2 separate regions of the Homo sapiens genome follow, and region 2 is linked to region 1. Evidence: read pairs that join two places in POLR2A ChIA-PET (ENCODE). Cell type or tissue: PC-9. All regions are shown on one strand. Links, peaks and the distances in the headings refer to the core of each region. The heading gives the core; the rest is flanking DNA.

What was found. Peaks named below come from ENCODE experiments on the same cell type or tissue, not always from the same donor. Only the 100,000 strongest peaks of a DNase experiment are listed, where the experiment ranks them.
Region 2: POLR2A ChIA-PET joins it to region 1 with 24 read pairs; 2 of 35 experiments call an interaction of 5 or more read pairs at or near these places.

What each region holds. Positions count from the first base shown.
Region 1 is chr7:47,879,909-47,887,744 of GRCh38, reverse strand. PKD1L1 (polycystin 1 like 1, transient receptor potential channel interacting) reads left to right here. Exons shown (of 57, transcript NM_138295.5): 18 at 1,691-2,059; 19 at 3,088-3,147; 20 at 5,660-5,836; 21 at 6,940-7,017. Among named protein-coding and RNA genes, the nearest start is that of PKD1L1, 65 kb to the left of the region's middle. In PC-9, for the core only: no CTCF peak of the experiment used is centred there; a DNase peak (open chromatin) is centred at 2,904; H3K27me3 peaks cover 641 bases.
Region 2 is chr7:47,333,433-47,341,268 of GRCh38, reverse strand. All of the region lies in intron 20 of TNS3 (tensin 3), which reads left to right. Among named protein-coding and RNA genes, the nearest start is that of SNORD151, 130 kb to the left of the region's middle. In PC-9, for the core only: no CTCF peak of the experiment used is centred there; no DNase peak of the experiment used is centred there.

The DNA of each region.
Region 1 (7,836 bases), core at 886-5,885:
GCCCAACACCTGTGTAGGCAGTTTTATTGAGCTAAAGCCACAGTTCAGAAGGACCTGCGATGTGACACACTGCCCAGAGGGCTGTGTCCGTCACCACCTCGCCTGTCTTTTGGGCCAGCTGCACAGTGAGGAATGAGCAGAGGAACCAGGGCGGAAGGTTCCAATCCTTGCTCCCACACTACCAGCTGGTGGCTTTAAGCAATTCTAAGATTTAATTTTCTTTGGTGAAAGATGAGGATCCTACTATTTCACAGAGTGGTATCAGGGCTAAGTAAAATGTGTTGCAGCGTGCTGGGCACTGGTGTCAGGACACTGGGTGCTGCAGGACACGAAGGTTTGAACCAGGAGCGAGACTGATTTCTCACGTGGCACTATTTGTGATCAGAGAGGTGGCTCTGAATGGCAAACAGAGGAGCTTTATTTCTGAGCTGGAGAGCCAGCTCCTACAACAGAGCTGGTGCCAAGCCCCCGCTGACCTTCACATTTCTTGAAGATCCCCTCCATGAGGCCATTCAAAGCTTCCACAAGTAGAGCTTTGGGTACAGCTGGCCTCAGCGGCCACAGATACATGAAGACATAGAGGGTGATTGTGCCCTTCTTGGCAAGAGAGGCATTCCAAATTCTTTTAGGTAAATTTAACTTTTCTGAATCAGAGCCCATGCTGAATAGATTAGAGGAACTTGCAGTGGAAACACATACAGTGGTTAGACTTTCAGCAAAGTAAATCATGGCCCCTAGATATGTCTCAAAGAATTGGGCTCTCCCATGGTTGCAAGTAAAAGCTTGCTTTATTGAGAGGCCATTTATATGCTCATGGTATTTTTTTCTTTGCTATTCATCCTTTATCATAAATTCTAACAGCAGTTTTGAAAACTGTTATACTAGATACTTGCTGTATTATTCCCTTCTTGCACTGCTATAAAGGAATACCTGAGGCTGGGTAATTTATAAAGAAAAGTGGTTTATTTTGGCTTATGGTTCTGCAGACTGTACAGGAAGCATGGTGCTAGCATCTGCTCTGATGAGGCCTCAGGAAACTTTTACTCATGGTGGAGGGCAAAAGGGAGCTGACATATTACATGGTGAGAGAAGGAGTGAGGCGGCAGGGCAGTTGCCACGCTCCTTTAAATAACCAGACTTCCCACGAACTCAGAGCAAGAACTCACTCATTACAGCGAGGAGGGCACTAAGTCATTGGTGAGGGATCCACCCCCATGATCTAAACACCTCCCACCAGGCTCCCCCTCCAACACTGGGGATTATATTTCAACATGAGACTTAGAGGGGCAAAACATCCAAACCATATCACTTACTGGCGGGTAGGGGAGTGAGGATTAAGAGAAACCCCATACATCCCAAGTTTTTTCTAGAATACCCATGAATAAGTCATGCCTGGGAGTGCATAGGATTCAGCAGATCCCTCCCCCCCGACTTGGAAGAGCAAACGTCAGGTGCAATCGCTGTGAATCCTGCCTTCTACTTCCATACATGTGCTTCTTGCTGTTGGCCAACATGCCAACACAGAACACGCCAACACCACACTCTCTGCCCTGTATCTCTTAAGTGTAGGTTTTCAAATTCACAACAGATTTGTTTATAATATAGCATCCTTACATAGTCTGTAGACTTTTTAAGCAAATATTTTATATTTTTGCTGCAAAATTCTAACACTGCCAAACGTTTGCTTAAGTTCCCTTCTGCAGAGTAGTGGGGCTGCTTGGCTCGCTGGGACTCGGTGCCATTTCAGAGTCATCACAGTTAAACCTGCTGCCCACTGAGCCTGGCACTGCAGATCCTGATGCAACGACCACACCATTCTCACGGGAACCTTCACCCGTGACCCTTGGCCAACCTGCCACTTCAGCTCCAAGGGGAACCCCCACAGAGCCCATGACTGGAGTCTACTGGATTCCTCCTGCGGGGGACTCTGCAGTCCTGGGGGAGGCTCCAGAGGAAGGTTCACTAGACCTAGAGCCAGGGCCACAGAGCAAGGGATCCCTGATGACTGGCCGCTCTGAGAGAAGTCAGCCCACCCACAGCCCTGACCCTCACCTCTCTGGTAAGTGCCACTGTTCCTGCATGTCATCCCTCTTGTCTAGGCACCAAAGTTACCTTTGGAAGCAGTGAATCTGGTGGGTAAGGTGTGAGATCACATCAACATGGGCCTTTAAATCAGAAAGCGCCAGGTTCACACCCACCACTTGCTGGTTGTGCAATAGTCATCGAGTTTCGGATTCCTCATCTCTGAACTGGGAAAATGACAAACCCATGGCAGGTTCTGAGGCTGCAGTGAGGTCCCGTGTGTGCAGTGTCTGTGCTACAGTAGTTGTTTACTCCACACCGGCTTCCTAATCCTTCTCCCCTGCCCTGGGATCAATTGCTTCACTTTATCATTGGGTTTCAGGGGGATGGAAACCATTCTGGTACTTAAAAAATGGAGAGAAAAGGTAATAATGAGAAAAGCTCTGACCTGGCATCTGTCTCTCTGTCACTGTCCTCAGCTGCTTACTGATTTTGCTGCTTACTCTTGGGCTATGGTGGTCTCATGCTCTGCATGCTCTTGTCAATTCAGCTGTGCTCCAGGCCTCCCAGACTTGGCTGGCTGGCTGGAGGGACCGCTGTGAGCTCCTCTGCCTCTGGGAAAGGAGGGCTGAGGGGACAGGAGGCGACATTTGCAGCAGGGCATTCTTGTGTCCATTTCTCTCCTTCTAAAAGAAAAGAGTGAGACATTTTCTCTAAAAGAACAGTAAAAGACTCGCTTGAAGAGAGGATAGGATGCTGGGTGTGGTGGCAGAGACCCATATGTGAGCCTTGGTCTCAACTTACTTGCTGGGTTATTCTTAGAAACCACACACCTATTGGAGCTCCCTCTCCTCCTCCTGGGGCCCCGGGGCAATGAAACCTGCCTTGCCCAGCTGTCATGAGTGAGGGAAGACACCACCACTGAGGGTATTTTGTAATCCACAGAGCAATGTATGGAGTCTAGAAATACACCAAGGACAATGTGACCCATCAGGGGAGCTGCTGTTAATTTCAGGGGATTCTGTGATTTTAAAGGAAACATTATGATTTTGTCCTTTCTTATAGATTTTGAAGCCTATTACAGTGACATTCAAGAAGCAATACCATCGGGAGGAAGACAGCCAGGTGACTGTGCTTCTATGCCTGCTGCCTCTCTCCACTCAGCTCTCCTCCACAGCCTTTCTGCAATCTGGATTTCCCACCTGTTCCCTTACACAGCCACTGAGAGCTCCACAGAATCACAGGGAAAAGTTGAACTCTTACATGGCACGGTCTGAACCAAACCTTTATTTCTAGCTCCCCTCTTTCTGCCCTTCTCTCACCCTATGCTCCAAAATCCCAACAGTAGCCCCAGGCCCAAGGATGAGCATCCCAGCTCTTCCATGCCTTGGTCATGGAGTGTCGTCTGCCAAAAATGCCTTCCTCCACGTCCTTCCTAAGTTATCTGCTCAGCGAGCCTCCTCCTTCAGGTCTGGCTCCATTTCTCTCTGGGAAGTCTTCCTCAGGCTTGTCTTGTAAGGACCACCACTCCCCCCGCCTTCCCCCCAACCCCCAAAACACACACACACACACCAGCTCAGTATTTATTCCCTCCTCTGGGAAGCAGGTGGCACCTGGCACTTAGTGGCTCTTTCTGTGTCTGTGTCTTCTGCTCTGAGCTCTTCCAGGAAAGCTTCCATGGCCAGCTTATGCTATGTTCCCAGATGGATCACGGTCCCTGGCACATTGGCACTCAGTAAACACATTGTAGAATGAATTGATGATCAGCGAATGACTTATTCATCTATCGAATGAACAGATGTTTGATCAGCGAGTGACTGATTTATCTGTCTAGTGAAGAGATGGATGTCTAGTGAATGATTTATCTGTCAAATGAGTAGGTAAATGACTTATTTGATGAATGAATCGATAAATGGCTGATGAGTGAATGATTTATCTATCGAGGGAATAATGGATGATGAATGAATGATTTATTCCTCTGATTTGAGGCAGTGTTTCCTTCAACAGTCCTCCTCAGCTGCTTCCAACTGCACGGCTTCTCCAGCCCTTCCCATGTTCCTTCCTGTGTGTCGTGCTCTTCTTGGATGAGATGGTCAGTCAGGTGCAGCCACAGAGGAGAGAAAAACAAAGAAAATACTCCCAGGTCCTAGAGACAAGAGGCATGGCAGGCCACACAAGGCCACATGGGGAAGCTGCAGGGAGGTCAGGAGACAGCAGACAGGAGCAAGGGGAGCCCTTAAGCCAAGGTTTTTTTTGGGTTTTCCACGGCAAAGAAAGGCAAGGCTAAGGCAGGGCTGGATGAATAGTTTAGAATCAGTTAGTTTAATTTCAGCAGATCCTAGGCCTAAGGGTGGTCTCTAGTTGCCCAGGATGATTTGTTGGGGGTGGTTCTGGATTGGTCAGTTTGCAAATCAAAGACACATTGCAGGCTGGGCCTTTTGTAATCTCTAAGAGTTGGCTAGCCCCAGCCCCAAGAGAAGCACTGTCTCCTTAGCCAGAACGCTTTTGTTTCATTTTGTTCTTCAGTATATCAAAACATCATCATACAGAACATTTAAAAGTCTTTACAGTACACACGCAGATCTGTTGTAGAGGCTCACATTCGTACTCACAGTAGGTGCTTAATCAATACAACTGAATGAAGAAAGATCTGCCTTTGTATTGCATTTATAAAATTATTCCTCCTTACAACATTTGTGTTTTATTACTATATCTTGCTTCAGTGACCTTGGTTTCAAGTCTTAAAGGAGCCTCCTTAGCCTAAGTGAAGTGCAGCGACTCCTTCTTGCCTAGACCATGCAGGAGCCCTTCCTTTGCCCTCGCTGCTTCTCTTCTTGCTGCCTGCAGTCATCTCATCACATGACAGGCAGAGGACTCTTCACCACAAACCAGGCTGTTGTTACTCTCCTGACAGGTCCCTCCAGTGGCTTCCTAGGGCACTCAGGACAAAAGCCCGTGGCTGTGCACCCAGCATGATGTGACCCTGGCAATGCCTCCAGCCACATTTTTCCTCCTCCTGCCCTCCCTCCCTCCCTCCCACCCTCCAACCACTAGGGCAGATCATTCCCACAGCATTTTGGTTTTACTCAACCTGGAAACTCCTTCCTTCAGATGCTTGAAGGGCTCCTTCTAGTCTTAGTCTTCAGAGAGGACCTCCCTGACCTCCATCTCAGAAGGACTTCCTTTCCACACCACTCTCTCTTCCTCTGCATACCCCGCTTTTCTTTCCTTCATTACCTGAGTTTATATTATTTATTTATGTGTTTTCTCATTTATTTTTTGGACTGCCTCACTATTAACTCCAGATAGCAAGGACACCATTGATCTGGTTCACGCTGTGTCTCCTATTTCTAGAGTAGTACCTGGACTTAGTAGACCTTAATAAATCTTGCAGAAGGAAGGAAGGAAGATAGGAAGGGAGGGAGGGAGGGAGGGAGGGAAGATGCCTTTGGACCGCTAATTACATGTTAACAAAGTACATGTCTTGAATATGTTTGGCTGCTGAAGACATTATATTAGATAGGCGGTATCCAGCAATAGTACAAATAGTTATTAATATCAGCATTGAATCACTAATGCTTTAAGATCATCATGACTTTTTTTCTTTAACATCTATTGGCTTGGTTTATCTTCCTAGCTAAGGACACCAGCTTTCCAGGATCAGGACCTAGCTTGAGTGCCGAGGAGAGCCCTGGAGATGGGGATAACCTGGTGGACCCCTCCCTGTCTGCAGGCAGAGCCGAGCCTGTCCTCATGATTGACTGGCCCAAGGCCCTGCTGGGTCGAGCAGTTTTCCAAGGCTATTCATCCTCAGGTATGAATGTCCTCTTTGTACCCTCCAATTTGCAGTGTTTCTGAAGCTTTTAGATATCAGCCCTCAATTTCTTCTGAACTTTTCGTTTTACTAGATAAGTATTTAGAATTGTGGTACCTTTTCTACTTGTGCTTGTTCTTCTATGGACTATGGCCTGAGACTCTTCTAACAAAAGTAAAGTTAGCGTCTGTTGCTACCAGGAGATCCATGTGTGTAGACCAAAGCGGAAGAGGGGTGCTGCCAAGTGCTGCACGTTCTGTGCTCCCAGACACCTTGGTGCGCACCTTTTCTGTGACAGCCTTTTGTAGGGTGGTCAGGGATTTACATGAATTGGTCAAAATGAAGCTGCTCCTGAAGAGCGATTGAATTTCTAATGGAATTTCCCAGCCCAGACATGGTGCTTTTGCTCAATTTGTTGTATTTCCCCCTTTCGTGTTAATACATGTGATTGTGCCATCCTTACAGACCTCTTGGGGAGGATCTGGATTTCACACTATTTTTAGATAATTTTCCCTTCACCCTTTCCTTGAAGCATTTTGAGAAGTACTATTGTAAGATTGTAATTTTAGAAACTGTCCATGTTTAGATCATCAATCTTGTATTTCCGATCTCTCCTTTTTTCAGGGTAAGTAGTGAGAGGTCAGCCTCTCTCTGCTAAGGAAGTAATCCAGTCACCACGGTCAGCAGTTACACCCAGGTTAAAAATTGTCCATAACCAGTATTCTGCAGACTTAAAAATAGCTTCAAAATTCCTTAATCATACTTTATAGTATGATTTATAAAATTGCCAAATTAAACATGAACATAATTATAAACATATAAAATAAGATCCTAACAGAATTCTCTTGTTGCTTGGGACATTAGTGTCATTTCTGAGCCAGGGATGGATGGACCATCCTCAGTAATGCTTCTGTTGGGCAGGACAGGCTGTTTATAGAAGGCAGTAACCAGCAACCTTTCCAAGCAGGAGTGGCATGTTTCACTAGTATCTATGTTAATTTCACCCCTGGGGGAAGAGTGGAACTCATTTCCAAGGACTCTGTGTGACCTCTGTCCTTGAGACCACTGACTGTCATTTCCATGCAGCCATGTCTTTTCTGCAGGTATTACAGAACAGACAGTGACAATCAAGCCATACTCTCTGAGCAGTGGAGAGACGTACGTCCTGCAAGTGTCTGTGGGTATGTTACATTGTCAGTTGCATTTATCAGAGGATGAGGAGTCCTGCTGCGTCTCTGTGAGTTTACTCTTCCTAAGGAATGGGGTGCAGGTCTACATCAGCGTAAAGGCTAAGCAGTTGCCTTTTTAAAAAATTACATATATATAGGGCTGGGCACAGTGGCTCACGCTTGTAATCCCAGCACTTTGGGAGGCCGAGGCAGGCAGATCACGAGGTCAGGAGATCGAGACCATCCTGGCTAACACGGTGAAACCCCATCTCTACTAAAAAATACAAAAAATTTGCCGGGCATGGTGGCGGGTGCCTGTAATCCCAGCTATTCGAGAGGCCGAGGCAGGAGAATGGCGTGAACCCAGGAGGTGGAGCTTGCAGTGAGCCAAGATCGCGCCACTGAACTCCAGCCTGGGCGACAGAGCAAGACTGTCTCAAAAAAAAAAAAAAAAATATATATATATATATATATGTATATATATATATATATCTTATTTATGCTAGACAACTGCACAAGTTGATTCCTTTCCTGCAAATCTGTCCGTAATCTCTCTCTCTCTCTCTCTCTCTATTTAAACCCTAGAAAGGTGTTATTGCTTGTTTTGTGCCACTGATGTTCATTGAAATTCACCCACAGGCCTCGCCTTACCCTTGCTCTGCATTCCTTCTTGCGTTTCCATGCCTATCTCAATCTGAGATCATCGTTTTGCAGAACTTCTAGACATTTTCCCCCATTTCTAGAGGTTTTCATTCCATATGACAAGCACAGTGGGCTTAATTTTTTTTTTTATTTTTTATTTTTTTGTTGAGACGGAGTCCCTCTGTTGCC
Region 2 (7,836 bases), core at 1,846-6,845, 550 kb after region 1:
TCCTAATTCATTTTGTGAAGCTAGTATTACCCTGATACCAAAACCAGGCAAAAAGAACAGAAAAAGAAAACTACAGACCAATATCCCTCGCAGATTCAGATACAAAACTCCTTAACAAAACATAAACAAATAGAACACAGCAATATATAAAAAGATTGACACACTGTAGCCAAATGGGACATATTCTGAGATGCAAGGCTGGTTTAGTATTTGAAAATTCATTCATGTAATACACTATACTAACAGGCTAAAGAAAAAGCTCACGACTATATCAGTCAATCCAAAAAAAGAATAAAAAGAGTTTGGCAAAATTCACATCATTCATGACTCAAAACTTCCAGCAAAATAGAAGACAGGTACTCCTTCAACCTTACAAAAAGCATCTAAAAAGCCCCACAGCTGACAGCACTCTTTTTCAACATAGTTCTGGAAGTTCTACAGAGACATAATACAAGAAAAGGAAATTAAGACAACAGATGAGAGGAAAGAAATAAAACTGTCCCTTTTTGCTGGTGACATGATCATCTACGTAGAAAGCCCCAGGGAATCTTGAGTCTGCTGCTGACATGATTGTCCAAACAGAAAATCCCAGGGAAGAGGCGGAGCTTGCAGTGAGCTGAGATTGCACCACTGCACTCCAGCCTGGGCGACAGTGTGAGACTCTGTCTCAAAAAAAAAAAAAAGAAAAAAAAGAAAATCCCAGGGAACAACAAAACAACAACAAAAAGTGAAACTGTTAGAACAAATTCAGCCACTTTGCAGGATTCTAGTTCGACACACAAAAACTAGTTCTATTTCAGTACGCTAGCAATGCACCTGTAGAAGCTGAAATTAAAAATATAAGTCACAGCCCGGCGGAGTAGCTCACGCCTGTAATCCCAGCACTTTGGGAGGCAGGGGTGGGCAGATCACGAGGTCAAGAGATCGAGACCATCCTGGCCAACATGGTGAAACTCTGTCTGTACTCAAAATACAAAAATTAGTTGGGCGTGGCAGTGCGTGCCTGTAATCCCGGCTATTCAGGAGGCTGAGGCAGGAGAATCACTTGAACCCAGGAGGTGGAGGTTACAGTGAGCTGTGATTGCACCACTGCATTCCAGCCTGGCGACGAGCTAGACTCCGTCTCAAAAAAAAAAAAAAAAAAAAAAAAAAATATATATATATATATATATATATGTATATGCACACACACATATATTCGTATGTATATATATACACACATATACACATATGTATACATATATTTATGAAAAGGACATAGAGGTGGCATATGATCGCATATGTATACATATATATATATATATATATATATGCCACTTATAATAGCTCAAAAAAATTAAATGGTTAGATGTAAACCTAGCAAACCATGCACAAGACTTCTGTGCTGAAAACTGCACAATGCTGATGAAGGAAACCACAGAATATTTCAATAAGTGGGGAGACATACTGTTTTCATGGATGGAAAACTCAACCTAGTAGAGCTGTCACTTCTTTCCAGATTGACAGACAGTTTTACCACAATTCCTATCAAAATCTCAGCAAGATTTTTTTGTAGATATAGACAACATAATTCTAAAATTTATGTGGAAAGGCTAAGGAACCAGAATAGCCAAAACAACTTTGAGAAAGAATTAAGTGGAAGGAATGAGGTTACCTAATTTCAAGACTTATTGTATAGCTACAGTCATCAAGACTGTGGTGTGGATGGAGGAACAGACACTTAGGTTCATGAAACAGAGTAGAGAACCCAGAAACAGGCCTACACAGATATGCCCAGCTGATTTTTTTGACAAAGGTACAGAAGCAAGTCGGGGAAGGTCAGCCTTTCAACAAATGATGCGGGGGCACCTGGGCACCCACAGGCAAAACAATGAACAGCCACCAAAGGCTCACACTTTATACAAAAATTAACTTAAAATGGATGATGGACTTAAATGTAAAATGTAAAACATAGTATTTTTTAAAATGGGAGAAAATCTTTGGGATCACTAGGCAAAGAGTTATGAGGTTAGGACAAAAGCATGAACCATAAAAGGAAAAGTTGACAAATTAGACTTTATAAAAATTAAACATTTTTGCTATGGAAAGAACCTGTGAAGAGGATAAAAAAGACAAACTGCAGAGTAGGAGAAAAGGTTTGCAAACCACATGTCCAAAAAAAGGAATATCATCTAGAATGTATATAATCTCTCAATACTCAGCAGTAAAGAACAAACAATTCACTTAGAAAATGAGCCAAACTATTATTAAAAAGTCGAAAAACAACAGATGCTGGCAAAGCTGCAGAGAAAAAGAACATGTATACACTGTTGGAGGGAATGTGAATTAGTTAAGCCACTGTGGAAAGTAGTTTAAAGATTTCTCAAAGAACTGAAAACAGAACTGCCATTTGACCCAGCAGTCCCATTACCGGATATACACCCAAAAGAAAAAAAATCATTCTACCAAAAAGACGCATGCACTTGTATGTTTATCACAGCACAATTCACAATAGCAAAGACCTGGACTCAACCTAGGTGCCCATCAACAGTGAATTGGATAAAGAAAATGTGGGACATATACACCATCGAAGTACTCCGCAGACGTAAAAAAAGAACCAAATCATGTCCTTTGCAACAACATGGATGCAGCTGTAGGCCATTGTCCTAAGCAAATTCAGTATCCCCTGAATTTAAAATAAAAGTTGAAATTAAAAAGAAAAGCCACTGACTAAATTAAATAAATGGATTTTTATTCAGTAGGAAAAAAAATTAGAAAATGGTTCAAAGAAAAAAAGAGACATGTCACTGAAGAGGACGTAGAGGTGGCTTATGAGCACGTGAAAAGATGCTCAACATCATTAGCCATTAGCAAAATATAAATTTAAATCACACCTATCAGAATGGCTAAAATAAAAAATAGTGACAACATCCAATACTGGTGAGCATGTGGAAAAACTAGACCCCTTATACGTTGCTGGAGGGATTGTTAAAATGGTACAGCTGCTGTGGAAAACAATTTTGGCAATTTCTTAAAAATGAAAAACCTACATCTGCCATGTGACTCAGTGATTGCATTCCTGGGCATTTATCCCAAAGAAATAGACTTATGTTCACATAAAACCTGTACAGGAACTCTTTTTACTTTAATAGCCCCAAACTGTAGATGTCCTTCAACAGGCCAGTGGTTAAACAAATTGTAGTACCTCAATACCATGGAACACTTCTCAGCAATAAAAATAAGTGAATTATTCATACACACAACAACCCGGATGGGTCTCTAGAACATTAGGTTGAGTGAGAAAAGTCAAAACCTGAAGTCTGTATAGTGTATGATTCCATATATGTCACACTTTTTACATGGCAAAATTGTAGACACAGAGAAGAGATTCATGTCTGCTAATGGTTGGGAGGGGCAAGAGTAGAAGGGGAATGGAGTAGCCAAAAAGGCAACAGGAGATTGGCAGAAGAGTGGTGGAGTAAGAGGTCGGGAAGGTGGAGCCAGGCCAGGAGCCGTTCTCTGTAGTTCCCAGAAGGTGGTGGTGTGGCATCCACATGCAATGTGAGGTCATTACTGAACCTCAGGATGGGGAGGTGACTGCTCAGATTTGCATTTTCACACATCACTGTGGCTGCTGCATGAAGAACACGGTGGGATGGACAGTGGGCTGGAACAGACCAAATGGTTTCAGAAGAGATAGGAGGAAATCAGAACATTTGTGTAGGATTCAGGTGGTGCAATCAGCTGACCTTAACACAGTGGAATTGGAGCCTGACTGCTCTTTCTAATTGTATTGCTTTTGTCATTATTGTTTAAATTAGGTTCTGGCTTCTTGTTAATTAGTATGCAGTTAGTATAACACTATCTCCATAAAATTCCTCTGCAGATCGCATTACTAAAACATAACTTGATACCTCCTTAGTCAGCATAAGCCCCATGTGTTAAGTTCTTTTCCAGACAACCACCAGGATAGGTGTCCAAGAGAAATAGCCCAGTTAGTTAAAGGCTGTAAGGACAGATTTTATTCAGGATTATTGCAACAGGAGAAAGTGCTGGGCTCAGCCCCAAATGCAGCAAAGACAGCTGGAGATTTATGACCGAGGAATAGAGCAAAAGGATCTGGTGGATGGAAAGTCATTAAGAAGGGACATCAAGGGTAGGGGGGTTCTTGCTAAACTGGCCTAACACGGTTTCTGCTACAGACAGGCCAGGGACTTAGACACAAATGGCGAGGGATGAGGAGCTTGATGACGTGTCAAGGGGGATTAGATATCAAGTGTGGGGGATGAAAAGCAGGATTCTTGCTGGAACTGAGCTTGCCACGGTTGGACGTGGAAGGCCAATGTTGAGGCCTAGTGGAGAAGAGGGCTTGGAGGAGCCTGGCTAAGGTTTGGTCAAGGAGAGTCTGTCACAAGATAGACCCATCTGTATCCAGGCTAACGCAATAGGGTGACCAAATGCAGCCCGCACGCTTCTCTGTGTTTCTCTCCAGGTCCTTTGGGCACTTAGTTTATAATTTTTTATTTTCTATTTTTTATTTTTATGGGTACATAGTATAGGTGTGTATGGAGTACATGAGATGTTTTGATACAGGCATGCAATGTGTAATAATCACATCATGGAAAACAGGGTATTATGGGCACTTAGTTTAGCCATAAGGCTTCCGTGCCAAGTGGCCTGGGAGCCAGCTGGGGCCAGCTTCTGCCACAGGCATCCTTCACCCACCCTTCTCACAAACAAGCGATTCTTCAATAAACAATAAACAGAATACACAAAAAGCAAACCAAAACATCTCTAGATTTATTAATAGATGGGTGAATTAAAGGAGTCTTTTCCAAATAATGTGACTAACAGAAGCCAAGGGGGATGAATGCCCAAAGCTGGGGCTTGCCAGAACCTGCTGGTACCGAGAGCTGATTGCTGAAGTGTGAGGAATTTTGTGAGCCAGCTGACAGCACATTGGCAGCTTGGGATCTGCCAGGGCGGGATTGTTTACACCACAGGATTTAGCAAACGTTATGAATCAACCCCTCCATCGGCCCCAAGCTTCCCTGACACACCAAACAGTAGAAATTCACTGCCTTTTTTTTTTTTTTTTTTAACTCTGCTTGGTGTTAGCTAACTAGTCATGAAGAATAGAGGCTGAAGTGACCAAAGAGATCTTTCTGCATTTTGACATTCAAATATTTGGAAAGATTTTCCGCATTCAGCATTTGGATTCTAGTCCCATTGCCAGGCTCAAGTAAGCTCTGTGATAACAACACTCAGCTGTTGGAAACTGCTGTCCGAAGCATCTCTCAGCAGATAGGGAGGCCTAAAAGGACACGGCAGAGTGGTGTCTGGTGGGTCCTCTCCTGACATTTCTTCTCTCTCTGGTCAAATGCTGGATGCACACATATAGTGGCTCTGAGACTTCCTATCTGGGTGAGCTCAGGCAGTTCTAGGGACCTCTCTGAGCCCTAGTTTCATGTCCTGTACAACAGTAGTCATTCCTACTGCACATGGTTCTTGAGAAGATTGGACCAGAACATGTAGCTCTGGCTCCTGGCCCAGACCTGATCAACACTCAGCAAATAGTGGACACTGATGCTGTTAGGAGAACAGAGCATCCATATGAAGGGCGGTTCCCTGAGCTGGGGAGACCAGTGACAACTGTAAGTCTGGGTTCAGAGCATGAGTCGGGGGACGGAGAAGGCCCCTGGGCATCTGGCCCTGGGTGGCTGAGCCCTGGGAATCCTGCTTTTCCCAGAGATGTGCTTGTGCCCAGTGTGCTCATGTTTTAAATGCCAGCACCTACTCCAGGAAAATGATGGGTATTTCAATATCTGCTCACATTATGCATATTTAAATATGAATTTAAATACTGTTTAATTCTCCTAGGGATGTGTTGTCATTTAAAAGAGGTTGTGATTAGCATGAAGGACTGGGGACAGGAGCAGGAGATGGCAGAGCAGCTGTAGGCACTGATGTAATGCCTCCAGCTTTATGAGGACGGGCCCAACCAGGCTTCACCCATTTGGGGCCCTCAAGCGGGAGCGTCAGTGGCAGCCCTCGCCATCGTCCGTCTGTTGAATGTATTGCCACATGGCCACATTATGCCCCAGGAGCCATGTGTTGGAGGACAGTATCCTTAGGCTTCTCAGAAATTCCACATGGGAGCCTCAAATGGACATGCTTTTCTTGAAAACAAAAATATTTGTAAAAATGTAACAATGGGAGTCGTTTAATCTCAAGTCTCCCCTATAAGCAAAAATAGATAAAATTATGAAATGTAAGATGTAAATTATTCTGTTTCTTAGCTGATCCTTAATCTTGATGATATTTTCAAAACAAATGAATAATAAAGACATGAGAAAAGGTTTCCTTTAAAAAGTCGTGGTTCTCGCCAGGCGCAGTGGCTCATGCCTGTAATCCCAGCACCTTAGGAGGCCAAGGCAGGCGGATCATGAGGTCAAGAGATAGAGACCATCCTGGCCAACATGGTGAAACCCTGTCTCTACTAAAAATGCAAGAATTAGCTGGGCATGGTGGCGCATGCCTGTAGTTCCAGCTACTCGGGAGGCTGAGGCAGGATTTAAATACTGTTTGAACCCAGGAGGCGGAGGTTGCATGAGCCGAGATCGCACCACTGTACTGCAGCCTGACAACAGAGTGAGACTCTGTCAAAAAAAAAAAAAAAAAAAAGAGTCGTGGTTCTGATACATCTCAGCTTCCAAACTATTTCATAATTTTTTAAAAATATAAACACATAACATAAAAGCATCTATTTGAAGGTGAACATTGCACCAGCATTCAGTAGATTTACGGAGTCATGAGACCATCGCCCCTAGGTAGTTCCAGAGCATCCTTATCCTATAACAGCTTTACAAGTGGTATTCAGAGGGGGTTTGGGGACTTTAGGCTTCAGTGAAAAAGATTAGCAGTTAATGTTAGTTTACTTCAAGAGGATGCCTTTATATATTTTGCAACTTCTATTTTGTGTTCAGTTCTTCTGGAGAGTAGGGTGTAGGCATTTTAGGGGCCTGGCTTCCAAGCATGCAGCCTCTTCTCTGCTGTCGATTGGAGGTTTTGTGAAGGGCTGGGAGGATTGCCTCCATCCAAGTGCCAGTGCATGAGACTGATCAGGAGTGGTAGCATGTGAAGTGGTCCTCATTGGCTCACAAGAGGGGACACAGGGGTTTGGTTGGTGCTGTGCGGACTTCCTGGATTTGGTAGGTTTCAAAGGGTCATGATGTTTGCCACAGGGAGGAAGAAAAGGGCAGTACCAGTGGCACTGGTCCTTACCCTCTGTAGCTCTATGATCTTGAACAGTTTGCATAACCTCTGGAAGCATCATTTAAATCTAAGCAAAATAAGAATGTGTGTGCCATGCATGGTATTGGGGGCAGTCTTAAAAATGAAGATTTCAGCCTATGAATATGCTAGTGTAACAAAAATTTGTCTTAAAATTTAGTTTTTTAATTCAGAATGCACTTTCTTATTGAAATAGTTTCAGAGCCCCAGGGACTGATAGAGAGACACAGCGTGAGAAGAGGACAAGAGGAAGACAGAGACAGAGAGATTATTTTGACACAATGCTTTATTTTTATTGAAAAAGCTGTCATCCTTCAAAAATTGACAGATACAATGCTTTTACCAATCTTCTTCTTTCTTTCCTGTACTCGACTCCCTTTTCTGTTGAATTTTTATGAGCTCTGAATGAGAATGTTTATAATAGGGACAAAGGCATGTACTGAATGTGAATATGTGTGACATTTATAGAGGCCCTTGTTTACTTTGGATTTTCTAGAGCCTCAAAAGCACATGCATTCCTATATGGATTTCTCCATGGGTTTATATTCAGGTACGTAGGCATAT